3 separate regions of the Homo sapiens genome follow, and all the other regions are linked to region 1. Evidence: chromatin loops called from intact Hi-C (ENCODE). Cell type or tissue: A673. All regions are shown on one strand. Region 1 holds the start of PIPOX (pipecolic acid and sarcosine oxidase). Region 2 overlaps MYO18A (myosin XVIIIA). Region 3 overlaps SEZ6 (seizure related 6 homolog).

Region 1 (8,000 bases):
TTTATATCAAGCCTTTACATACTCAGATAGTACATTTTTCTCGGTTATGTCAGCCATTTTTTATTCTGGGGAGCTGTCCAGTTGTGATGTGGATGCTGGCCTGTTCCGGGGGGTGGGAGTGGCATATGGAGTTGTGAGGATTTCTGGACTCTTGAAATATACATACATATATATATATATATATATATATATATATATATATATATATTCTGGGGTTTTTTTTTTTTAGAAGAAAAAAAAGCCAAGCATGGTAGGTTTTGCTTGTAACCTAGCACTTTTTTTTTTTTTTTTTTTTTTTTTAGGCAGGCTTGCTCTGTCGCCCAGGCTGGAGTACAGTGGCACAATCTCGGTTCACTGCAACCTCCGCCTCCCGGGTTCAAGGGATTGTCTTGCCTCAGCCACCTGAGTAGGTGGGATTACAGGCCTGCACTACCACACCCAGCCAATTTTTGTATTTTTAAGTAGAGACAGGGTTTCGCCATGTTGGCCAGGATGGTCTTGAACTCCTTGCCTCTAAAGATCCTCCCACCTCGACCTCCCAAAGTGATAAGATAACAGGCGTGAGCCATCGCACCCAGCCAGTCCCAGCACTTTGAGAGGCCTACGTGGGCAGATTGCTTGAGCCCAGGAGTTTGAGACCAGCCTGGGCAGCATGGCAAAACTCTTGTCTCTACAAAAAATAAGCTGGGCGTGGTAGTGCACTCCTGTGGTCCCAGCTACTCAGGGGGCTGAGGTGGGAGGATCAGCAGAGCCTGGGAATTTGAGACTGCAGTGAGCTATGATCACACCACTGCACTCCAGCCTGGGTGACAGACTGAAATCCTGTAACAGGAAAAAAAAAAAAAAGATAAAGAAAAATCCAGTCCGATGGCACCTCCTCTCTGGGCTCCTGTTTTCCTAAGAACAAAAGGGCTAGGCTGAGAGGACAGCCAGTTGCCAAGATCAGTCTGGGGGATTACTTGTGGAATGAGAAGCATTGCTGGCGGCCTTGGCAGGCCACTGTAAGGAGGCAGGGCAGCTCCCTGTAGTCATGTGGGTTTCCTGGACCATTATTTTCTCCCACTCATTGTGGGAGAAATAGCAAAATATTGAAATCGGAATCATCATTACAAGTTCTGACTCATCCTCAGTAAAGCACAGTGGTTAAAGGAACGGATTCTGGGGCAGACAGACCTAGGTTCACAGTTCAGTGTCTTTCTTTTCTTTCTTTCTTTTTTTTTTTTTTTTTTCCATAGAGCTGGAATCTTGCTCCATTGCCCAGGCTGGAGTACAATGGTGTGATTATAGCTCACTGCAGCCTCAAACTCCTGGGCTCAAGTGACCCTCCTGCCTCAGCCTCCCAAGTAAGTAAGACTACAGGCATGCACCACCATCCCTGGCTAATTTTTAACATTTTTTGTAGAGATGCGGTCTTGCTATGTTGCCCAGACTGGTCTCAAACTTCTGGCCTCAAGTGATTCTCCCGCCTCGGCCTCTCAAAGTGTTGGGATTACAGACGTGAGCCACTGTGCCCAGCCTCAGTGTCTTTGTATACCAGGGGTGTTGCTTTGGGTAAGATAGAATCTCTCTAAGCCTTCACGTCTTCAGCCATTAAGTAATATTTTGGTTATGGCTGTGTAAAAAACCTCCCCAAAATGTTGTGGCTGAAAACAACAACCATTTTATTCTGTTTCATGGTTTTGTGGATCAGGAATGAAGCTTGACTGGGTGATTCTTCTGCACTATGCAGCATCAATTGGGTCACTTGGTACTATTTGGCTGGTGCTAGGCTGGGCTGGAGGAACCAAGATGACTTCACTTTTCTTTGAGACAAGGTCTTGCTATGTTGCACAGGTTTGTCTGGAACTCCTGGCCTCAAGCGATCCTTCCTGACTCAGCCTCCCAAACCAAGATAACTTCATTCTTATATAGAGTTCTCCACCTGGTCCCAGGTCCTCTCCATGTGAACTCTCCCATAGGGTGCCTGCACTTCTAACATGGTGGCTCAGGGCTCAGAGAGTAAGGGCTCCTTGGCCAGGTGCGGTGGCTCATGCCTGTAACCCCAGCACTTTGGGAGGCCGAGGTGGTCGGATCATGAGGTCAGGAGTTCGAGACCAGCCTGGCCAATATGGTGAAACCCCGTCTCTACTAAAAATATGAAAAATTAGCTGGGTGTAGTGGCGCTCGCCTGTAGGCCCAGCTACTCGGGAAGCTGAGGCAGAAGAATCGCTTGAACCCACGAGTCAGAGGTTGCAGTGAGCCAAGATAGTGCCACTGCTCTCCTGCCTGGATGACAAAACGAGACTCCCTCTCAAAAAAAAAAAAAAAGTAAGGGCTCCAACATAAGAAGAGGAAGCTGCCAGTCTCTTTAGGGCTGTGCCAGAAAGTGTCATGGTATCACTTTTGCCATATTTTATGGGTCAAGCAGTCACAGAGTCTGTGATAGAAGGAGTGAAAAAGAATTTGGGGCCATCCTTAATCTGCCAAAAGTAGGCATAAAAATACTCCTAAGCCAGGTGCAGTGTCTCACACCTGTAATCCAAGCTTTTGGGAGGATGAGGTGGGAGGATTGTATGAGTCCAGGAGTTCGAGACCAGCCTGAGCAACACAGTGAGCCCTCGTCTCTACAAAAAATAAACAAAATTAGCTGAGCATGGTGGCATGCGTTTGTAGTTTCAGCTACTCGGGCGGCTGAGGTAGGAGGACCCCTTGAGCCCAGGAAGTGGAGGCTACAGTGAGCCGAGTTCGTGCCACTGCACTCCAGCCTGCGTGACAGTGAGATCCCAGAGATCCTCTCAAAAACCAAAACTTCAAAAACAAAAACCCGCAGAAACTCCTAGGGCTATGAGGAGTAAATGAGATAACTCATGCAGAGGCAAATTTACCATGAAGCAAATGAAACTTCAACCATGGGGGTCCTTAATTGAACAGTTTCTTCCACATCCGGGCATCTAATTTTGTATTAATAATTCTCCTTTTTTCTTTTTCTCAAAGAGTACCCTCGAACTGTATGACAATCAAGCCCTACCCAAATGCCAGTATCAGTACTTACTAAGCATACTGCCTGGGACAGAGAGATGCTCAACACGGGGCCCCTCCAGGCACTGGGCTGGCCTGGTCCCCTCTCTGTGGCTGAGGAGAGGGCTCCTCCTCTCACTCTGCCCTTTCTGTCTTTTCAGGATCATTTCTTCTTTCTTCAAAATGAAAGTAAAACATGCTGGGAATAATTTCATAATTACAAAACTGCCCTCCCAATTGGCCCCTGCCTCTACCCCCTGACCTCACCACCCACCAGGGAGGTGGGTCTTATTCTGGGCATCGTGCCAAGTTCTTAGCGGGGCCCTCTAGAATCTCTAAAGCAAATCAGGCTGAAGAGGGGAAAACCAGCAGGGGGAGGCAGCATTCCCGGTGCCCAGTATGGTCTAGGAGGCATTGAAATTCCAGGGCCGAAGTCCTGAGACAAAGATCATAATGAGACAGGAAGGTGGCAAAGGAAGGAGCCCATTTGCATGACAATAATTGAGCCAAGAATAGAAAGCCACAGGGATGCAAGGGTGAGGCTGGCGGCTGAGCTGGGCTAAACCTCACAAATCAGACTACCCAGCTCTGCTCCGCAGGGGAAGGGAGACTGAGCCCTGGGCCAGGCTTGGCAGAGAGGGAAGCGGGAGGACACGACCCCAGGGCATTGTGGGAACACTGGCCAGGCTGGACTTTGCCTTCCTCCTCGTCCTTTAGCCGGGAGCCTGTCTTTGCTTGCCTTTGCCTTTGAGGCTCTGTGGCTGTGGGGCTGAGTGGCATCATGGCGGCTCAGAAAGATCTCTGGGACGCCATTGTGATTGGGGCGGGGATCCAGGGCTGCTTCACTGCATACCACCTGGCCAAACACAGGAAGAGGATCCTCCTGCTGGAGCAGGTACTGTGTCCCTTCTGCACCCCCAGCTGTAAGGACTGTCCTACCCTCCTCCCCTGCAGAAGGGTTTTCAGAGCCAGCAGGCTACAGGGCAAGGCCAAAGGGACTGAATCATCAAAAATTCTGTGTAATTTGTATCTTAGCTGCCTAGTGTGTTTCATGGCAATTCAAAGAAGTTTCACATCCCTCATACCCACATTGGGTTTCTAGGCACATTTCCTCTTTCTACTGCTTCCCAGTTCCTGCCCTTGACCAAGCGTCCTAGGCCCTGTTCTCTTCCTTCTCACTACTCTTTCCCTTCTGTGCCCAAATGGTTGATCCCCACCCCAGAAAAATAATTGGTTCTGCTCTAGGTAACCTAAAGTAAAGATAATTTTGCCTAGAGGCAAAGGTTGATTTATCAGCCTAAGAGGTAGGATTCTGTCTTGCATATTCCTGGCCTCTCACACCAGAACCCAGCAGAAGCTTCTGTTTTTTTTTTTTATTTTTTATTTTTTGCCACCTCCAGATAATAGCAGCCTCCTTGTTTGACACATGATAAGTGAGACTGAGGCCTTATTTTTCCTGCTACGCAGTGCAGTCTGCAGTGACCACTGCATATGTGGGTGGGCCCTGTGTGTCTGCAGGGTCCTTCGAGGACAGGGCCACCCAGCTATCCACTGCAGTGGACTCTCCCTTTCCATTCTGCCTGCAGCTACCCAGGCTGGCTATGGTTTGCTCTTCTTGGTAATGAGCCAGAGTAGTTAGAAACCTTCTTCATTTCTCTATCAGTTTTCTCAAAGCCCAAGGGATTCCTGGTTCATCCTCTCAGGAAACTCATTGTTGCTGAATCCTGAGGTGGTTCTCTTACCCTGAGTGATCTGTAGCCACAGAGAAATAAAGTCAGCATCAGTTTCCTTGTTCATAAAATGAAGGGGCTGGAGTAGTTGAACTGGAAGGTTTTTTCTAATTTTGCTTCTTTGTGAATCTAAGTGAGGTGAGATTGCAGCAGGATGGTTGAAGACTAGCTAACAAAAGAACTTCTGGATGTGAACAACGTTAGCAAAAAGGAAGCCTAAGTTAGTGCTATTGAAGAACTTCTATCTTGATTGCCAAGTCAGTAAATTGGTCATAAAGAGAGAATTTGGAAAGATTGTGTGAATTTTTTTTTGTGGGGGGACAGGATCTCACTCTATTGCACGGGCTGGAGTGCAGTGGTACTATCATAGTTCACTACAGCCTCAAACTCCTGGGCTCAAACAGTCCTCCTACCTCAGCCTTCCAAGTAGCTGGGACTACAAGTGCCACCACACCTGATAGTTTTTAAATTTTTGAGAAGACTGGGTCTTGCTATATTGCCTAAGCTGGTCTTGAATTCCTGGGCTCAAATTATCTTCCTGTGCATAATCCTTCCCCAGATTGTGTGGAAATATTTGAAGGATAAATGGCTCCTGGTTGACAGCACATGCTGATATGGCTCTTAACAGGGGATGCAGTGTGAGGGGTAATGGCTTCCATCATCTCTCTTGTTTTCCACTTCCAGTTCTTTCTACCACACTCCCGAGGAAGCTCCCATGGACAAAGCCGGATAATCCGAAAGGCGTACCTGGAAGACTTTTACACCCGGATGATGCATGAGTGCTATCAGATATGGGCCCAGCTGGAGCACGAGGCTGGAACCCAATTGCACAGGTGGGCTGTGGGAGGAATTCCTTGAATCGTGGGGCTCTGCACCTGCAGGTACTTTTAGTGTGTGAAGTGGCAGCGCCATGGAACATTTGGAATGCAATGGGAGGGACACAAGGCCTCAAGAAGTACCAGATGCATGGAAGAGTTCTGCTGTCATGGTGGTCACCCCACAGGTCCAGCTGACTCTGGCCAGGCTCTGCGTTGCAGGACTGGGTTCAGACCATGTGTCCAAGGCTAGCAGAAGCAGTACTGGAAAGCCTGCTGGCAAGGCACCGTGTGGCAGATGCCCAGAGTGGACAGGAGTCTGCTGGAGTGTGTATTTTCAACTCTGTGGAGGCCTCTGCAACTCTTTTAGGGCAGGGGTTGAGATAGAGGAGGAGGCTGCTTTCAGGAGGATTCTTTTTTTTTTTTTTTTTTTTTTTTTTTTGACAGAGTCTCGCTTTTTTGTCAGGCTGGAGTGTAGTGGCGCCATCTTGGCTCACTGCAACCTCCACCTCCCGGGTTCAAGTGATTCTTCTGCTTCAGCCTCCCGGGCAGCTGGGACTACAGGTGCGCACCACCACACCCAGCTAATTTTTGTATTTTTAGTAGAGACAGGGTTTCACCATGTTGGCCAGGATGGTCTTGATCTCTCGACCTCATGATCTGCCCTTCTCGGCCCCCCTAAGTACTGGGATTACAGGTGTGAGCCACCGTGCCTGGCCCAGGATTCTTTATAGTCAAATCAACATCCTAACTTTTCCTGAGGGGTCCTCACCCCCTTTAGCAGCCCTATAAACCCATTTTGTTCTCTCTGAGTACCTTTTCCTGTAGGAACAAAATGGGGACGTTCCCCAGGCTGGATTGCTTGCCAGGGAGTGAGCCTCCACGTCTTTCTCTGCTGCCTTCATGGCTCTCTCCAACCCTTGACCTTTCAAACACTCATGGGAAAGAAAGCCAATAATCTGTGATGCAATGGGAACTTTAACCATCCCACCTCCCTCCCACCTCCTCTGTGACTCTTAACTGAACTTCCTACAAACCCTGGCTCTACCTGATAGGGTGGTGGTTATTTTAATGGCCAGGAACCAAGAGGTTAGTGTTCTGTTGCAAAAATACCATTAACTTAAGAACAAAGTGAAATCCATTATGCAAATCAGCCAGGGCAGCTAATTACAGATTTATTCAGAGGCAGCTAATGCACCCAGCACCCAAATAAAGGAGCATGTCTTGCTGGTGGGTGGCCCGGCAGAGGGACCCCTCTCTGTCAGTTGTCTGTGAATACTGCTGAGCATCTTTTGCTAAAAGAATCGCCCTGGGCCTCAGAGGGCACACTTCCTCCTAGCACACAATGAGGCAACTAAGAGACGTTAGAGTGTCTGGAATCTTTCCGAGGGAGACGATTCTGGAGTGAGACAGGCTTAGGTTTGACATTGTGCTCTATTCCACACCAGTTGTGTGATCTTGGAAAAGTTTCTTGACTTCTCTGTGCCTCACTTTTTACGATAGGGCTCTGAGAGGATTAAATGAGACTTTTGTGAAATACTTGGCCCAATGTCTAGCACCTTTCAATAAGGGGCAGTCCCTTATTGACCCATTCTGGGTCAGCTGCATTCTGTTCCATTGAGCAACAGTGGGAGGAAAGGCAGGAGGAGACAGATGGGTGCAACAACCACAGATACCAAGGGGAGTGGCAGCAGGAAAGAGGGAGAGGGATCCTTGGGTAGGAGACTCTCAGAAGCGCACAATCCTCCTCTTTGCCAGGAGGACAGGAATTTGGACGGGCTTTGGAACTGGACCTGGCTCTAAATCTCAGCTCTGACACGCTCAGCTGTGTGGTTTGGAACGAGCTGTTGAACCTCTGGTGAGACTCAGCTTTTTTCATCTGTGAAGTAGGGATACTAATACCTGTGTCATGGTGCTGGGGTGAGGATAAGTAGGTAATGGGCTTAGAACAGCACCTGGAAAACCATCTTCCTCCTCCTCCTCACCATATATGTAGTGTTTACAATAAGAAACTAGGCTGGGCATGGTGGCTCACGCCTGTAATCCCAGCACTTTGGGAGGCTGAGGCAGGTGGATCACCTGAAGTCAGGAGTTAAAAACCAGCCTGGCCAACATGGTGAAACCCCGCCTCTACTAAAAATACAAAAAGTAGCCAGGCATGGTGGTGGACACCTGTAATCACAGCTATTAGGGAGGCTGATGAGGCAGAAGAATCGCTTGAACCTGGGAGGCAGAGGTTGCAGTGAGCCGAGATCACGCCACTGCACTGCACTCCAGCCTGGGTGACAGAGTGAGACTCCGTCTCAAAGAAAAAAAAAGAAAAGAAAAGAAAAGAAAAAACTAAGAGTTGCCTAAGTACCTGACACCTATAACTCATTCCATTCTCCTCACAATCTTATGAGAGGGTTGCTGCCGGGTAGTCAGGGTCTTATCCCATTAATGCAAATCACAGAATTAC
Region 2 (8,000 bases), 69 kb after region 1:
GTAGTCATGGAGATTAAATGAGAAACCAGGTAAAAAGCACAGTGTGACTCACTTGGTTGGCATTTAATAAACACTCCTTTTCCCCCTCTGTCCACTAGAGCAGGACATGAGAAAGGCTGCCCTCCTTGCCTCACCCTGACCTTGAGTCCTAGGCCAGGTGACCAAAAAGACTTGTAGATTCTCTTTCCCTGAAGAGTGTCTGGGCTTCAGGTCAGGGGAGGTGTGACCTGACTTTTGGCTTGGAGCAAAGTGGGTCAGAGCAGTGGCTAGCAGGAAGTGACCCCAAGTCACCCTGATCTTACCAGAGCCCAGGGTGGAGGGCCACGAACTCCACTCCCACAAAATCACAGAATTTCAAACCAGAAAGGGATCTTAAGCCAGATCCAACTCATCTTTCAGACACAGAAACGGAGGCCTGGGAGGAGCGACTGTCTTGCTCAAGGTCACAAAGGCTGCTGCTGGGGGCAGAACTGGCTTCCAAACCTGGACTCCTGACAGCTAGCCAAGGGCATGCTCCACAGCAATGACGGGCTAGCTGGCTCTGGGAAACCCTCCAGCTGGGAGGTGAGGCTGATGCATGTGCCTGATAATTGAAACAGGAGGTGGGGGCTGCTGAGGGGCCAAGACAAAGTGAGCTATTGATTGTATCTGAATTGCAATTAAATTGATGGGCCAGGATAGCAGGTCTGGACGCCTGGCATCTTAATTAATCATCAGTGCTATAGTGCGGTGGCTGGGGGCCGGGTGAGGGAAGGGGGGCCTGCCGCTGCTGGCCTCATCGATCTGCTTGTTTGAGTAACGCACATTGATTTTGGTTCAGAGCGGTAACAATCTGGTTTTGAAATAATAAACACCAACTCCATATCAAGACGTGGGGACAGATCGATGATTTATTTAGAGCAGGGCAGGGAGCCTGTTTCCTGGCTTGGGCTGCTAAGGAAGTTTTAGTGCCCATGGGAATGCCTGAAGGGGACCTGGCTGTGGGTGGGTGGGACCCTACCTGCTCTTCTAGTGAAGGAGAAAAACAGCAGAAACCCAGCAACTCATAACTTCTCAGGCAAAAAACAAAAAAAAAACAAAAAAAACCCACCCTACTTGAGAGACATGAGACATGACTCTACAGCCAGCCTGCCTGGTCAAATCCCACTCTGCCACTCAGGAGCTGTGTGACCTTGGGCAAGCTACTTAACCTCTCTGAGCCTCAGTCTCCTCATCTGGAATGATACCAGTGTGCTATCCCGGCCCCCAGCCACCGATAACAGCTTCTAAGGACTCTAAGTAACCACTAATACTATCATCCTGTCTGTCGCCTCCTTTAGATGGGTCCATAAAAAAGGGTCTGTCTGACCTTTCTTGGGAATTTTAAGTACTTCAGAAAGATTTAGCACCTCATTTCTCACTGGGCAGATGGCTCCGAAAGGGCACTGGGTTTGCTGCTGTGGGCAAAGCTGAACTGTCCAAACTAGGGACGTGGGAAGAAAGGGAGCTGTGGACAAATGACAAGGTGCAGGGTGGAGCTAGGAAGGGAGGGGGACAAAGAGAACTGAATATGGAAGGGAGAGGAGGAGGCGGGGACTCTGCAGGATGGAAGGAAATGGACAAAGGGGCTGTGGGCTGGGAGAGATGAGGAGAGACCAGAGCAGAAAGGATCGTGAGGAAAGACAGGAGCAGCCCCACTGCAGCCCACGGGTCGCAGGTGGGAGGTGGGGCCGGGCAGGGCCAGCTCTGGAAAAGAGAGCCCAGAGTGGAGAGGAAAGGAGGCCCCACCTTGGCGGTACATGCGCATGGCATCGAGCAGGCGGGAGCCGCGGAGCTGGGTGCGGAGCAGGGGCACGTCGAGCTGCAGGAGCCCAGCCTCGCAGTGGTCTCCCGAGGGCAGGTCCAGCTCACTGCTGCTGCTGACTCGGCGGGAGGAGGCGGAACGGGGCTCCCCAGCCCAGCCCTCAGCTACAGGCAGGAAGCAGTGCACAAAATGCAGCTTTGACTTCTTGATGGTGTCGATGAGGGCGTCCTGCCGAGGGGAAGAGACTGCCCTCAGTGGGCTCTGATGGCCTGTGCTCAGAAGAGCAGGGACTGGTGCCAGCGTCTCCACTGCTCACAGGGTAGCAGCGGCCCCAGCACCAGCCAGGACATGCTAAACCTGGACAACTCTGCCCTCGCCGGGCCTCGGTGGCCACTCACAGGTGGCAGCACTGAAAAGAAGACCCCCACCTGCAGCCATTGAGTCACAGTGGGACGCTGAGTGGGCACCAGATGGCCTCAGTGTGCTCGGAGTCCCCAGGCCTGCCTACCAGGGGTAAGGAAGGGTCCCCAGGCCTGCCTGCTGGGACCCGGCTGGCACTCACCACCTGTAGCTTCATCTGGATGCACAGTGACTTCTTTTTGACAGCCGCCATGCCTGTGGTAAAGGTTTTCCGCATGCTGGTGGCCCGGCGCAGTGCCAGCTGCGAGCCGCCCTCCAGGCCCGCGATGGAGCCAGAGAGCACCGTGGCACTGCCTGCGCGGCCCAGAAACAGGTTGCTGATGATTTTTCTGCCAGAGGTGGGAGGATAAGGGAGGAAAAGCAGTCACATCGATGGAGCGGGAAAGGCCGCTCCTCCCCCAAGGCCCCAGAACACTAAACAGTCCCATTCAGCCACGTCCAGGGGCCTGGCTACCTGAACTGCATGCCCCACACCCTACAGAGAAACAAACTGTGGAGAAATTTTCAAACAGTAAGGAGAGAAAGCCAGAGGTGGGCAGAAGCCAAGGGGTGGACAGGAATCGGACAGAGGGGATCAATCTACTCATCTACTTCCCCTCACCAGGGAGGGCAAAGGTGTGGAAGAGTTTCCAATGTGACAGGAGGGGTTAGGGTTCAACATCTTCTAACATACGATATAATTTATTTATTATGTTTATTGTTCATTATCTGTCTCTCCCATTAGAATGTAAATTCCACAAGGGCAGGGAGTTCAGTTTTGTTTACTATTATCTGCCAAGCACCTAGAAGCCCCTGTCGCAGGGTAGGTGCCCACTAACCATCTTCTGAAGAGTAGAACGGATGACAGGGCCCGTGGGGCTGGGGGTTCTAAGGCCGCTCCTGCCTTCTTTGACTTGAGGGTGTTCTTCACATTTAAACCATAGGCTCTCCCACCATGTCTGCCTCCCACCTCTACTTCAAGAGGCCCCTCAAGCTCCTCAAGGCCAAGTGCCCTGGGCTGTTGCCTCTCAGGAATAAAGGCCATCTACTTTGCTAGTGAGGGGGCCTCTGAGACAACCCCAGGGGGAGGGAGCCCCAAAATCAAAACAGTCCTGGGTACAGAACAGGGGCGGAGGGAGTGGTGGTCTTACTTCTGGGAGTCCTGCAGGAGCCGGGGGGCATTCTGGGTGGCTGGGTTCTGCTTGGTGTAGTTCAGCCAGCCAGTCACATTGTACTCTACCCAGTTGGTGCCATGGCTGTGGCCCAGGAGAAAGTGGTGTGGTTTGCTGCTGTGCAGAAGGGGGCTTTGGCCTGATGGTGGGAGAAGCAAGATTTAGGTCGTCAGGGTACAGGCACAAAGTGACCCCCGCCCCCTCCCAGGGAGTGCCACCTGGACCCACCTGTATGTAAGAGGAAGCAGAGGAGCTACCCTCTAGGGATGCCACCTACCTTTTTTGTCACCTTCCTGGGGGCCATAATAGGAGAAAAGGCGCTCCAGGAGGGTGTCCTCACTGGCCCCTGGCACCAGAGCCTCCTCTTCCAATAGCCAGAGCAGGCCCCTCGCCTCGTCTGTGCGGGCCAGCGAGCGGACCTACAGAGAAGGAAGGAAATCCCTCCTTGTCATATGGAGCTGTGGGAAAGGGGCCAGGGTGGTGCCGGGCCCAAACACACCCTACAGAATGCTACACATGTGCACACATGCACACACGCACATGCCGCAGCTCCTGCCGCTCACTGCTGACACCTTGTGGAGGAAGCGGGCAGCCCGGGGAAAGGGGAGCCAAGAAAGTGAGCAGAGGGAAGCCCACAGCAAAAGAGGGTGCTTAGCACTCCAGTCCAAAGTCACCAAAGACTGCAGCCTTCCTGCTGGCCCGAGCCCGCGCCCCGAGGCCCTCCTCCACCCTCGTCCCCTCGGAGGTCACCAGGGACTTGGATGAACCCCACATTGCTCTCACTCCCTGGCAGTGGCATAAAGTCTGGAAGGCCCTGAGCACAAGAGTTGGCCCTAAGGAAGCTGTCAGTAAGTGACAGCTGTGAGGTTAATCCTGGTCTCTGAAAGGAGAGAACCCAGAGGGGGCTCAGATGGCTGCCAGTGGGATCACTGCAGGGTCACTCAAGGGCCAAAAGCATAAGACAGGTGACTTAACGGACGTGGCAGCCAAAACGGGTAGAGGCTGGGGCAAGCTAGAGAGCAGGTATCCCTATCCAAAGGGAAAAACCACCACTGAGCTGCAGCTAGCTGCTCTCCTGGAAGAACACTGGCCTAGCATTGATAAACCCTCTGGTTCTTCAAGAGAAGGTAGAAATATCTAATTCTAATTTCCAATATCCCATGAAGGCCAAACAAACTAGGCCTGTGGCCACATCTGGCCTGAAGGTGCCTTTTCTGTGGAGTTCCTGCATCTTTCTTGGGCAGGAAGGATGGAACCTTCCCCACACCCTATTCTGGCCTGGCCTTCAGGGGCTGGAGGAAAAAAGAAGTGAGAAAAGGGCCATTTTTCCTCTCTTTGACCCCAGCTGCCTGCATCTCCTCCCCGCAGATGCCCAAGGGAGTTGGCGTGATTACCAGAAGGAAGCAGAATGTGGCCAAAGGCCAAGGCAACTCTAGTGGCAGGAACCGAGTAGCAGGAACGAGCAATGAAGCAATGAGATGGGAAGACAGGCTTGGCACCGAGGGCCCCTTCCCCAGGGGTGCAGCCGCCCCATGCCAAGGTCCATTAGTCAGGAGAGACCACAGAAGAGAAAGGAGAGCCAAGCTCTTCCCACATGCTGTCTGACTCCTGCTGCTCATGCTGACATCCCCCCTCTCCCGGGAACCACAACGGTTCTGAGTGAGGCCACCATAGGAGCCCAGGTGTCAGGAAAAGAAAATTCACTTCCCTGGGGAGATGCGGTGCTTGGGCACTTTAAACATCTGTCCCCGGGGGGATACTCACTCTTTCGCAGCCCCACCACTTGTGCAAGCCAAGCAGGGCCTCATGGCAGAGAAGAGGGAGGGAGAGGTAGGGATCAAAGCAGAGCAGGGAGGTCGGCAGCCTCGCAAAAATGCCAGTTCTCCAATAAAGCACCTTATGCAATTTCCCTAATGGCGGACAATCGCCAAATGCCAAGAGTTTGCTAGGCCAGCCAGTCCCCCACCGAGTGCCAAGGTGCCCAGGACACTAGCACAAAGGGTGACAAAGCCTGCCCCCAAAGTTGAGGGGTGAGGGTTCATATCCATGACAGTCCCCCAGAGGGCGTCTGACAGCTTAGCACTGTTTCCCCTGGGAGCGGGAGGCTGGCTCCTGGCCCTGTTCTGTTAGGTTGCACCAGTCCTCTACTTGGGGACAATGGGAGGGAATGACTATGTCCTTGGGGTCTAGGCCCTCACCAGCTGGGACTGGTCACCAGGGCTCCTAGCAGACATACTGGAGGCTCAGCCAGTCACCAGCTGGGGCCCGAGCCTCAGCTGCTGAGAAAGGAGATATGCTTTCCTGCCTGACTGGGACCCCCATGGGCTGTGGCTCCCCAGGGCACCAGGGCAGAAGAAAGTGCCACCTTCCTGGCCAAGACTGCCTGAGTGCTGAGGGGCAGAGCCCCAGCACCAGAGAGTAGTTGGTGTCTGGGCATAGCTGCTGGACCCTCCCTCAGCCCACAGTGGCACCCCCAGCAGCAGCTCAGATGGGGAGGGCTCCACCACGGGGAGAGGGGTGGGGAACGAGAGGAAAGGCTTGCCCAAACCCTCTCTGGAGCTCCTACCAGGGACTGATGGGAGGCCTGGTCCACAGCAGCCACAGAGTCATCCGTCGGGGGTTCCAAGTCGTCAAACGCCAGCTCGATGTTCTCCTGGGAAAGAAGGCCGAGCGGTAGTGAGCATGGGGGTCACATTGTGGGGAACAGCCTTGTGAGTAGGCTGGGAAGGGGCTCTGAGATCAGCAAGGCCAACCTCCTTCTGTGCCGTGCAGGAGCTCCCTCCATCATCCCAAATGAAACAGCTCCCAAGGAAACACACTGTATTTTTTGCACAGCTAAAATTCTCAGAACCTCTTTTTATCCGAAGCCAGAGTCACATTCTCATTACTCACATGAGTTGATTAGGCAACACAGAACAAGCCCACTCTCAATTTCACACAATCATCCTTGAAACACTTGAAGACAACTGCCATTTTCCTTCTGAATCCTCTCTCGCCCCAAATAAATATCCTGACAATTCACTCAACTCACTTCCAGATGAGGCAGGATTTCCAGTTCTCGTCCCATCCGGGACACCCTTTTACAGAAGGCACTAAATCATCACCTGGCACCCTCACAGATCAGGGAAGGGAGACGGGAAGGCCAGGCCCAGACACACTTGGAGCAGGAACCACACAGTGGCAATCACCAGGCCTGGGAGGTGCCTCAAAAGAGGCCAAGGGTAGCCTCCTGGGGGCCCTCAATGCACCTGTAGGCTTCCTGGAGAGTAAACTCTCCACCAAGTAAGAACGTAGCCAAAGCCAGAGGCCACGGACAAGGGGGCAAGGAACGACTCCTGCTCCAGAGAGCGCAGGAGGACAGAAATGGAGAGTAAGGTGATGCCTTCTGCATCCACAGATGCCCTCGCTGTGGGTGCCAAGGCCAGAATCTGAGGCTAGATGAGGCCCAGGCCCCAGAGCTACCTCCTTGTATCTTTCCAACTCCTGCACGAAGGTGCGCTCGTGGAAGAGCCTCTGCAGCCGGTCTTGGGTGTAGTTGTGGCACAGCTCCTCAAAGGAGGCTCCGCGGGCTGACCCACCCTGCTCAGGGTTCTGGAAGCCCGGGGTGTCGACAATCATCATGGAGCAGAGTGAGTGCTGGCTGGACTTGAGAGCCCTGGATAGGGACAGCCTGGGTCAGAGCCTCGCTGGTTGGCCCCGGGCACCAGGAAGCCCCACCCTGCCCAAGCCAGACCTCTATCCCTGCCCAGGACCCTGGTGGGGAGGGCATGCTGGCCTTGCTCATAGCCCATGGGACAGGGAGCCCCTGCTGGAAGAGACCGGCTCTGCCTCGGCCAACAAGGCATGAAGGCATCTACTCCACCTCTGCCAAAGCAGGAAAAGCCCTGGGTCCTGCCTGGCACTCACCTATTCACCAGGGAGACGAGAAGGGTGAAGAGCTCGCTGTAGAGGCCGGCCGCCATGCCCTCAAGGCACTCCAGTGCACTCAGTTTCGGGCCTGTGGGGCAGGGGGAGCAGCGCTATCTCCTTCTCCCCAGGGCTCCCCATCTGGGTAAGCCCCTGACCTGCCCAGGGCCCAGTCAGCACGGGGCCTGGGGCAGGGCCTCTGCCACTGACAGAGCATCTGTTCACTCCAGCAGTCCCCTCCCGCCCCAGGGATGGCAGCAAGCCCCAGATGAGGCCTCACACTCACAACTACCAGCCAAGGGACAAAGGGTACCTGTCCCATCTCCCAGGCCACTCTCCTCGGGGCCCTGGCGGAAGGAGGTGGAGCGCTGCAGGGTGCCACCCTTGTGCTGGTGCTTGAAGATGGCTGAGGACAGCTCCTCCAGGCTGCAGCCCAGTAGGTACGCAGCCTTCTGGGCCCACTCATGGCGGGCAAACTGCTTGCGCCCAGCTGTGGAGTGGAAAAAGGGATCTGGCATCCTGGGTCTTTTTCCTTAGGCCAGCTGATGACCTGATGACCAGCTGATGACTATGCATCTTCTGGAGGCAAAAGCCAGCCCTGATGACACCCGATGGGCTTCAGGCAGAACAGGGGCAGCCAGCAGTGGCCAGCATTTCCTGTGTCCCGTGGGGATGGAGAGAATGAGCAGGTCCTAAAGGAGGAGGTAACTCCACATGCTGCCACCGGAGGGCAACAAACC
Region 3 (8,000 bases), 60 kb before region 1:
GGGTTTGTGGAGGTTGAGGAGCCTGTGGGACATCTGTGAGGACCTGTAGCCTCAGGCCTCGGGATTAAGAGAAAGTCTTAATCCTAACGGAGGGATGAGATAACCCAGGGAGGCTGGGGACAGGAGGCTGGCCTGTAGATTTGACTTTCCTATCAGCTGATCACCTCTCTGATGGTGTAATCAGGTCTGTCTTCCCCCACCTCTGCATCCCAGAAGCCAGCACAGAACCTGACCCAGAGGAACTGCTCAGAGAGGATTTGCTGAATGAATGAATGAATGAGTGAAGCTCCATGACTCTCTCAGGCCCAGCGAGGCAGCCCTGTGTTCTCTGCTTAGCCCATAGATTCAGATGTAGGGTTTATACTCACCCAGTCCCCTGCCCATCCAAGGCTAGAGCCCCCTCCCACAGCCCCTCTTGGCTTAGGCCATTGCCAAACACACGGGGCAGAATCTAACCATTTAGGCCCATCTCCCAGCCCTGGCCTTAGGCGATGCCCCACAATTGATGCCCCTAATCATCCCCACATCCTCTCATAGCATGTGCCTCTCTGAAGAAAGAGAATACACCCGCCCCAGCTTTGCCCTTGCCAGATCCAGATCACTCACCTTGATTTCCACGCCATAGCCAGGGTAGACAGAGATGTAGAAGAAGCAGTCCAGGCCAACATCAGTGGGGGAGCTGAGGTCTGTAGGGGAGTCCAGAGAGCCCTCTGGGCCTGAGAAATTCCAGCTACAAGGGCCTGGGAGGCAGGAGGAGACACAAAGCTAGTGCCAGCTCTGGTGAAGTGGTCCAACTAAGGCTGAACCGTGTGTGTGTGTGTGTGTGTGTGTGTGTGTGTGTGTGTGTGTGTGGTGAAGACCACCTCTTGTGATGTCTAGTCTCCTGTTGAAGGAAGGGGACCACCTTTTATTAGGCACCTACCATGTGCAATCTTTTTTTTTTTTTTGTATTTTTAGTAGAGATGGGGTTTCACCATGTTAGCCAGGATAGTCTCCATCTCCTGACCTCATGATCCGCCCGCCTCAGCCTCCCAAAGTGCTGGGATTACAGGCGTGAGCCACTGCACCCGGCCCCCTAACATGTGCAATCTTATCTCAGTTTTCACAGTAGCTCAATGAGGTTTGTTTTCTTTCTTTTTTTTTTTTTTTTTGAGACGGAGTTTTACTCTTGTTGCTCAGGCTGAAGTGCAATGGCGTGATCTCAGCTCACTGCAACCTCTGCCTCCTGGGTTCAAGCTATTCTCCTGCTCAGCTTCCCGAGTAGCTAGGATTACAGGTGTACACCACCATGCCTGGCTATTTTTTTTTTTTTTTGAGACAGAGTCTCGCTCTGTCACCCAGGCTGGCGTGCAGTGACATGATCTTGGCTCACTGCAAGCTCTGACTCCCGGGTTCACGCCATTCTCCTGCCTCAGCCTCCTGAGTAGCTGGGACTACGGGCACCCCCCACTACGCCCGGCTAATTTTTTGTATTTTTTAGTAGAGATGGGGTTTCACCGTGTTAGCAAGGGTGGTCTCGATCTCCTGACCTCGTTCCACACGCCTCAGCCTCCCAAAGTGCTGGGATTACAGGCATGAGCCACCGCGCCCGGCCAATTTTTTGTATTTTTAGTAGAGACGGGGTTTCACCATGTTGGCCAGACTAATCTTGAACTTCTGATGTCAGGTGATCCACCTGCCTCGGCCTCCCAAAGTGCTGGGATTACAGGCATGAGCCACCGTGTCCAGCCAGAAGTTTATTTTCTTATTGCCATTTTACAGATGAGGCTCAGAGATGAGATGTTAAATAGAATTCCTAGGGTCATGTTATAGTTGGAAGAATCAAGATTTTTTCTTTTTTGAGACAGAGTCTCGCTCTGTTGCCCAGGCTGGAGTGCAATGGTGCAATCTCAGCTCACTGCAACCTCTGCCTCCCAGGTTTGAGTGATTCTCCTGCCTCAGCCTCCCGAGTAGCTGGGATTACAGGTGCCCACCACCATGCCCGGCTCATTTTTGTATTTTTAGTAGAGATGGTGTTTCGCCATGTTGGCCAGGAGGGTCTTGAACTCCTGACCTCAGATGATCCACTGGCCTCTGCCTCCCAAAGTGCTGGGATTACAGGCATGAGCCACTGTACTTGGCTGAAGAATCAGGATTTGAGCTCAGGTCTATCTGGGTCCAATCTACATGCCTCCTGCAGGCTGGCCCTTGGTGCCAAAGGGCAGGGCAGGCTGGCACAGTGTCAGAGACAGGCTTTTAGGGGCCCCGCAGCCTCCCCCATCCCCATTTCCACATCTGCAAGCCAGCAGGTAGCTGACCTGGTGTCTGGACTGTGGTGATGGTGGTGGTGATGATGGTGGTGGTAGTGGTGGTCTCCTCATCATCTCCTGAAGCTGTGGAGGAGGTGATGGTCCCCTGGATCCCGATCCCTGCGCCCTGGGACACAACCTCTGCAACCCACGGCCTTCCCATGTCTCCAGGACCCTCTTGGGTTGGTGTCCAGGCTCTGCTGGGGGGTGTAGTGCTGGCTATCTCCCCTGGGCCTAGGGTGGGCACTGCCATGCTGGGCCCTGGAGGTAGGGGAGCTGTGATTCGAAGCATAGGGGACTCTGACTCCGGACTCCAGGGTCCCTCCTTGGACTGGGGCTGAGTGGGTACCGCAGCCATGGCTGGAGTGGGGCTGGTAAAGACAGGGCGGCTGTCCTGGTTGGCCAGGCGGGGAAGGGGACTTGGGGTGAAGGGTGCAGGTGGGTCAGGCTGGAAGGGCAGTGCTGGCCTCAGCTCCTCATCTCCCTTTTCCAGCCCCTCTTGTAGGAATTCCTCAAGCAGCGGGTGGTGGTTGAGCAGCTTCAAGGTGGGGGCTGTTGTGACAAAGTGGACGCCTCGTTCTGGCTGCTCAGGTGTGGGGGCTGCTGTCAGCTCGCCATCTGTCTCCTCGATGCCTGGGGCTTGTCCTTTCCCCACGGTTGGGGCCTCTAAAGAGAGTCCTGAAATAATAAGGGATGGTCAGAGGTTCTCCCCCTGCTCCAGAGAGCAGCATCACGCCCAACTCGAGTAGTGGGGGGGCCCGCTCTCTTTTGACAGACAGCCCTGAGGAGCGTGCTCACTGCTGAGAATCACGGAACTACAGAATTTGTGAACTGGAAGTGAGGTGCTATTACATACTTCAAGGGTGGCACATGAGATACTCTTTCTCCTCCAGCACCAGAGGCAGGCATTTCTAGCCCATCCGTGCACTATTTCCTACTGTTCTCAGGTTCAGCCTCAGAATCCTCCTCAACACAGCACTCCACGAGGTCACACCTGACACCTCAGACTGACATGACAAATATTTGCCATCCCTAATGAAGAGCAGAGGCCTTATTTTACTAGTGAGGAAATAGGCCAGAGAAAGGAAGTGACTTGCTCAAAGTCACGCGACCAGTTGAATTGAGATGAAAACCGTAAGTGTGTCTCCCACCACAGTGTCTTTCCTGTCTGAGATGATAGGGCATTCAAGTTCATTTCCTGTTCTCAGTGAACCTGCTGGTCATTAGCCTCAGGAAATGCGTCACATATTTGGGATTTTATTTTAGATTTCCTCATGGTTGCATGACTTCTTTTTTTGTTTGTTGGTTTTGAGACAGTGTCTCGCTGTGTGGCCCGGGCTGCAATGCAGTGGTGTGATCATGGCTCCACTGCAGCCTCAACCTCCCAGGTTCAAGCGATCCTCCCACCTCAGCCACAGTCCCCACACCCCCACTTCTAGTAGCTGGGACTACAGGTGCATGCCACCATGCCTGGCTAATTTTTAGAATTTTTGTAGAGATGGAGATCTCACTATGTTGTCTGGGCTGGTCTCAAACTCCTGGGCTCAAGCAATCCTCTCACCTCAGCCTCCTAGGGATTACAGCATGAGCCACCGCACCCGACCATGGGTGCATGACTTCTTTGTTAGGGGCCCAGTAGTTTCTCTCCGTTCTCAGGAAATCATTTCTTTTGTACTCATTTCTGTTTTTATGGTCCTTCTAGAGCAGTAATATGAGTAGAGTGGGAAGAGCCAAGTTCTGGAGCTAGGCAGACATAACTTCAAATCCCAGATCCACTACTCTAGGGCTGTGTGCCCTCAGGCAAATAACCCAAACTCTCTGAAGCTCAGTTTTCTCATCTGTAAAATTGGGTTTCCTTTTTAGGATTGACTGAGATAATATTACATCCCGTCTCTATTTGATATGTCCCCCTGAGTTCCCTTAATCTTTCTGGTGACACTAATCAGGTTCCATCTAGGGCAGGGTGAAAAACAGGTGTAGAATGGAAATCTAGCATGCTACCCACCCACTCCCTAATCCATGGCAGGCATTGCTAATCAATTTTGGTTATTTCTTGCTAAGGCCACCTGGTCCTTAGCAACTTCCCTCTCACAATGTTATTCAGGCAGCCACTACCAATCAATGAGATTGGCTCTGGGGGATGAAACTGATTTGCTATCTCTGGTCTGAGGTACAGATTGCTCTGCTATTGATTGTGTTGACTTATTCAACCACATAGCTGGAGAGATGATGCATATTCTGCTTGTGGCCCATTCGGCTCCCCAGATCCTTAACTGCCAAGAAAAGGTCAATGAATGCTGGCTCCAGATTCAGCTCATACAGAATTTTGCCAGCTCTGAGAAGCCTGGGAGGATATTTCTGATCCTTACAGCTCTCAAAATGGCTGCATGAGGACTTGAAGGGAAACACAGCCGGGGTGAGATCACAGAGTTTGCAAGGAGAAGGTCGCTTCCTCCGCACGTCTGGTGGTGGGGCTGTCATTCCAGAGGCTCACACCCACTCCATAGATTGGCAGGCATGAGGAAGCAGCAGATGGCCTACGTTCTGTTCAGGAGACCATAGCAGCTCTGATGTGTCAGACAAATGGGAGGAGGGAGGAAATTGGGTGGGGGAGGTGGGTACAGGTTGGAGGGCTCTCCATTCTTCTGGGTCAGAGGAGCTTGGGCACCCCACATCCCTGAGAAACCAGGACCAACTGCTATCTCCTGAGATGCCCACTAAAGCAGCCCATCTGTGTCTTGGCATTGTGTGCCAGCCACTGACAACACCATCCAATCTAGATGTCCAGCCAGGCCCACACCCCCCAGAGCAGATGGTCCACCAGTGCCTGTCTTTCATCTGAATAAGTTACGGAAGGTCCAGGCAGTGCCTGTGACATGCCAGAACAGGGCTCCTCTTTTTGCCCACCCCCCAGACATCACACAGGCTATGCCAGGTAAGCTGAGACTGATTCTAGCATGGCGCAAGGAAGGGGGGCTTTTCTAATCACATAGATTGGAGCCCCCTGGATCCGGGCATTGTTTATGCGGCCCCTTTCCAGAGTACCCAACAAGAGATGTGGCCCTTGGCTCTCAGAGTAGGTACCTGTGTGACTCTTCCTGGGAGAGGGAGTGCACAGAGATTCTCTAATTCAGGAAGTGTCCAGGGCAGGCACAGCTCTTCCCGCTGGCTGCCAGGTGGGTGCTGAGCAATGGAGCAGCACTAATGGGCACCTCCCATCACTGTCGATTGCACTGATTGTGCTATCTGGGATCGAGATAGCATATCAAACGAGCAAGTTGATTCCAAAATCAGCTGCCACTTGGTCCCAGCGGGTGCCACCCACTGTCATAGAGGGTAAGATAACCTCTGGGAGACAAGCCATTTCTGGGGAGAGGGCATCTCCAGACCCCCTGGTTGACTCTGTTGGAGGCCTGAGGCCCTGAGACCTGCCCCCTAGTTTCCCAGGATTGTGGCCAGTGGATAGGGGCTTCTCTCTGCCTGGGCTGACTGAATTCAGGGGTGCAGGGACTGACGAAGGGAGAGTATGATATAGGGGACAGCAGAAGAAGGTGTCAGGGGCTCTAATGCCCAGTCTCATCAGGCACTACTGTGTCAGGCCCTTCCCAGACCTTGTATCATTTAATGGATGCTGCGCCTCTGGGAGATGGGAATTTTATTTCCATTTTACAAAGACCTGAAGCCTAGAGAGCTGAGGCAAGGACTCGCCTGAAGTCTCGCAGTGACGCAGCTGGGATTTAAACCTTCGATGATTTGGCTTCAAAGCCCTAGGTCTTTCCACATACCCACCTGCCTCATGGGAGGGGCAGACTGGAGCTACACAGCAGACAACACTCCAGCCAGTTGAAGAAACTAAGTCCAGGGAGAGGCACGGACTCGTCGAAGATCTCACGCCATTTAGAAGTCTGGGGCCAGAGCTTCTGGCATTGGGACTTGGGTTGGGCCCTGGTCGAGCAGGCCCTCAGGAAGCCTTCTGGCTGGGACCCAGGGAAGCCCCCACCCTGTGCCTGAAGCACATCTGAGCCTCAAACCCAAACCGGAGACCCAACAACACTGCTGTGTGGGGCCAGGGCACAGAGCCACACAGACCTGGGTTCAAGTGTCAGTTCTGCCACTTAAAAGTCATGTGAACCTGGCAAGTTGCCTCTCAGAGCCTTTGCCTCCTCAGCTATAAAATGGGCACTTTGGAAGGGTTTTGTGTGAATCTGCATGCTCTGAATAGGAGAGTTCTGAAGGCTGAGGGAGAAGGCCACAGTCAGAGGTTAGGCAGCCCCTGTCAGGGGAACACTGAGGCAGGCTTCTAGGGTAGGAAGGGGTGGCCCCTGGCAGGTAGGGCTCTCTCTTCTCTGGGGGACTACCCATGTTCCATGTTGGGTGGCAGCATGTGTGACCCTGAGGATGTCAAATACCTCATCCATAAAACAAGGATAATACTGCACCATGCAAAGGGCGACCACCTTCAAGGCCCTGCATGTCGGTGGGGGACACAGCGGTGGGCCGCAGCAAGATCGTCCCCGTGATCCCCACTTGCCAGGCCCACCTGGTGCCAGAACACAGGATGCACTCCGCAGTTGCTCAGTCCTCCCCTCCCGCAGGGCCGGGGGCTGCATTCTCCGAGTGGGCTGGGTCCGGGAAACACCCCTCCCTTCCCCGCGGGCCATCCCTGGTGGAGACTGCCCAGGAACTTCCCAGCGCCTGCCGCCCCCAGCCCTGGCATGGCCCCGCCGCCGCCTGGGCCCTCCCCCCGCATTAGCTCTTAAGCTGTGCAAATAGACATCGGAGGGAGCCCTGTTTAAAGTATTTAGACGAAATGAAAAAAGGCTTTCATCGGCACTAATGAGCCATTCAGGATGCCTCCCCGGTGGATTCTCTCCCGCTCCCGCCTCCCTGCCCGCGCCGCCCCGCTATGGCCCCTCTTGGGATTGGAGGCCCCTTCCTCCCAACCCCAGCCTGGGACTCCCTGGGAGGACCGCTTACCCCGCCTCACTTCCCAGGGCCCAGCTGGGTGAGGGTGGAGCGGAGGCCACCTGCGCCCCAGCCCCACCAGATCTGGATCGGGATGGGGGGCGGGGCCCAGCCTGTGTTTAGGGGAAGCCTTAAGGACTGGGGCGTGTTCTAGCGTCCAGCTAGGTAGGTGTTATGGCCTCTGTCTTATAGATGGGGAAACCGAGGCTCAGTGAGGCCCAGGAGCTTGCCCAGGTTCACAGTGGTGGTGTGCGGTGGAGCTGGAGTCATTACGCAGTGCCCCAGCCTGGGGGAACCGCCGAACCAGGCAGTGGTGCCACCTCAGGGCCAGCTGGCTTGCCCCTTCAGCGCTGCTGTTTCTGCAGATCTTTCTGTACCAGTCAGCCAGAAAGCCTTGGGTTCCAATCCCAAATCGATGTGACACTAGCTGTGTGACCTGGGCGGGGGCTGCCCACTCAAGCCTCTGTCTGCTCATCTGTGGAGTGAAGACATACTGGGTTTGGGGAGAGCTCATCTATGGACAGACATATACTGTCACCCACCGCAGCCTCTGGAAGGGCAGGTGGCACTGTCTGTCACTCTGGCAGCCCCTGAAGAGGTGCCAGGCATTTCCCAAGCCTCTGGCCCCTCTGAGGTGGGCAGTCACGGGAACCAAAGTTCTGGGACGAGTTCAGGCCTGATCCCCGCCTCATGGCAGCACCAACTGTCAGCTTCGGGGGAGGGCATGACAGCGTGTGGGTACAAGGG

Evidence for each region. A loop is a pair of places that touch in the nucleus more often than their neighbours do. Peaks named below come from ENCODE experiments on the same cell type or tissue, not always from the same donor. Only the 100,000 strongest peaks of a DNase experiment are listed, where the experiment ranks them.
Region 2: a loop joins it to region 1, with 2.5 times the contacts of the local background. A loop is called at or near these places in 5 of 110 quality-filtered maps.
Region 3: it touches region 1 in a loop (2.3-fold over the local background); 9 of 110 quality-filtered maps call a loop at or near these places.

What each region holds. Positions count from the first base shown.
Region 1 is chr17:29,039,448-29,047,447 of GRCh38, forward strand. It overlaps PIPOX (pipecolic acid and sarcosine oxidase), which reads left to right and starts at 3,694. Exons shown (of 8, transcript NM_016518.3): 1 at 3,694-3,892; 2 at 5,412-5,560. The coding sequence starts at 3,779. RefSeq lists an enhancer at 3,173-4,061. In A673, a CTCF peak has its summit at 3,366 (motif pointing right); DNase peaks (open chromatin) are centred at 974, 3,344 and 4,674; H3K4me3 peaks cover 426 bases; H3K27ac peaks cover 4,955 bases.
Region 2 is chr17:29,108,091-29,116,090 of GRCh38, forward strand. MYO18A (myosin XVIIIA) reads right to left here. Exons shown (of 42, transcript NM_078471.4): 12 at 7,574-7,750; 13 at 7,261-7,351; 14 at 6,817-7,009; 15 at 5,921-6,007; 16 at 3,632-3,773; 17 at 3,334-3,493; 18 at 2,346-2,532; 19 at 1,768-2,011. Among named protein-coding and RNA genes, the nearest start is that of MYO18A, 68 kb to the right of the region's middle. RefSeq lists an enhancer at 489-1,071. In A673, CTCF peaks have their summits at 3,937 (motif pointing left), 4,149, 5,394 and 7,983 (motif pointing right); DNase peaks (open chromatin) are centred at 3,901 and 5,431; H3K27ac peaks cover 1,896 bases.
Region 3 is chr17:28,979,074-28,987,073 of GRCh38, forward strand. SEZ6 (seizure related 6 homolog) reads right to left here. Exons shown (of 17, transcript NM_178860.5): 2 at 2,298-2,966; 3 at 607-740. All of the region lies in intron 1 of LOC105371716 (a long non-coding RNA gene), which reads left to right. Among named protein-coding and RNA genes, the nearest start is that of SEZ6, 23 kb to the right of the region's middle. RefSeq lists enhancers at 3,754-3,803, 6,582-7,222. In A673, a CTCF peak has its summit at 4,775; DNase peaks (open chromatin) are centred at 3,448, 3,958, 4,748, 7,078 and 1 weaker place; H3K27ac peaks cover 6,557 bases.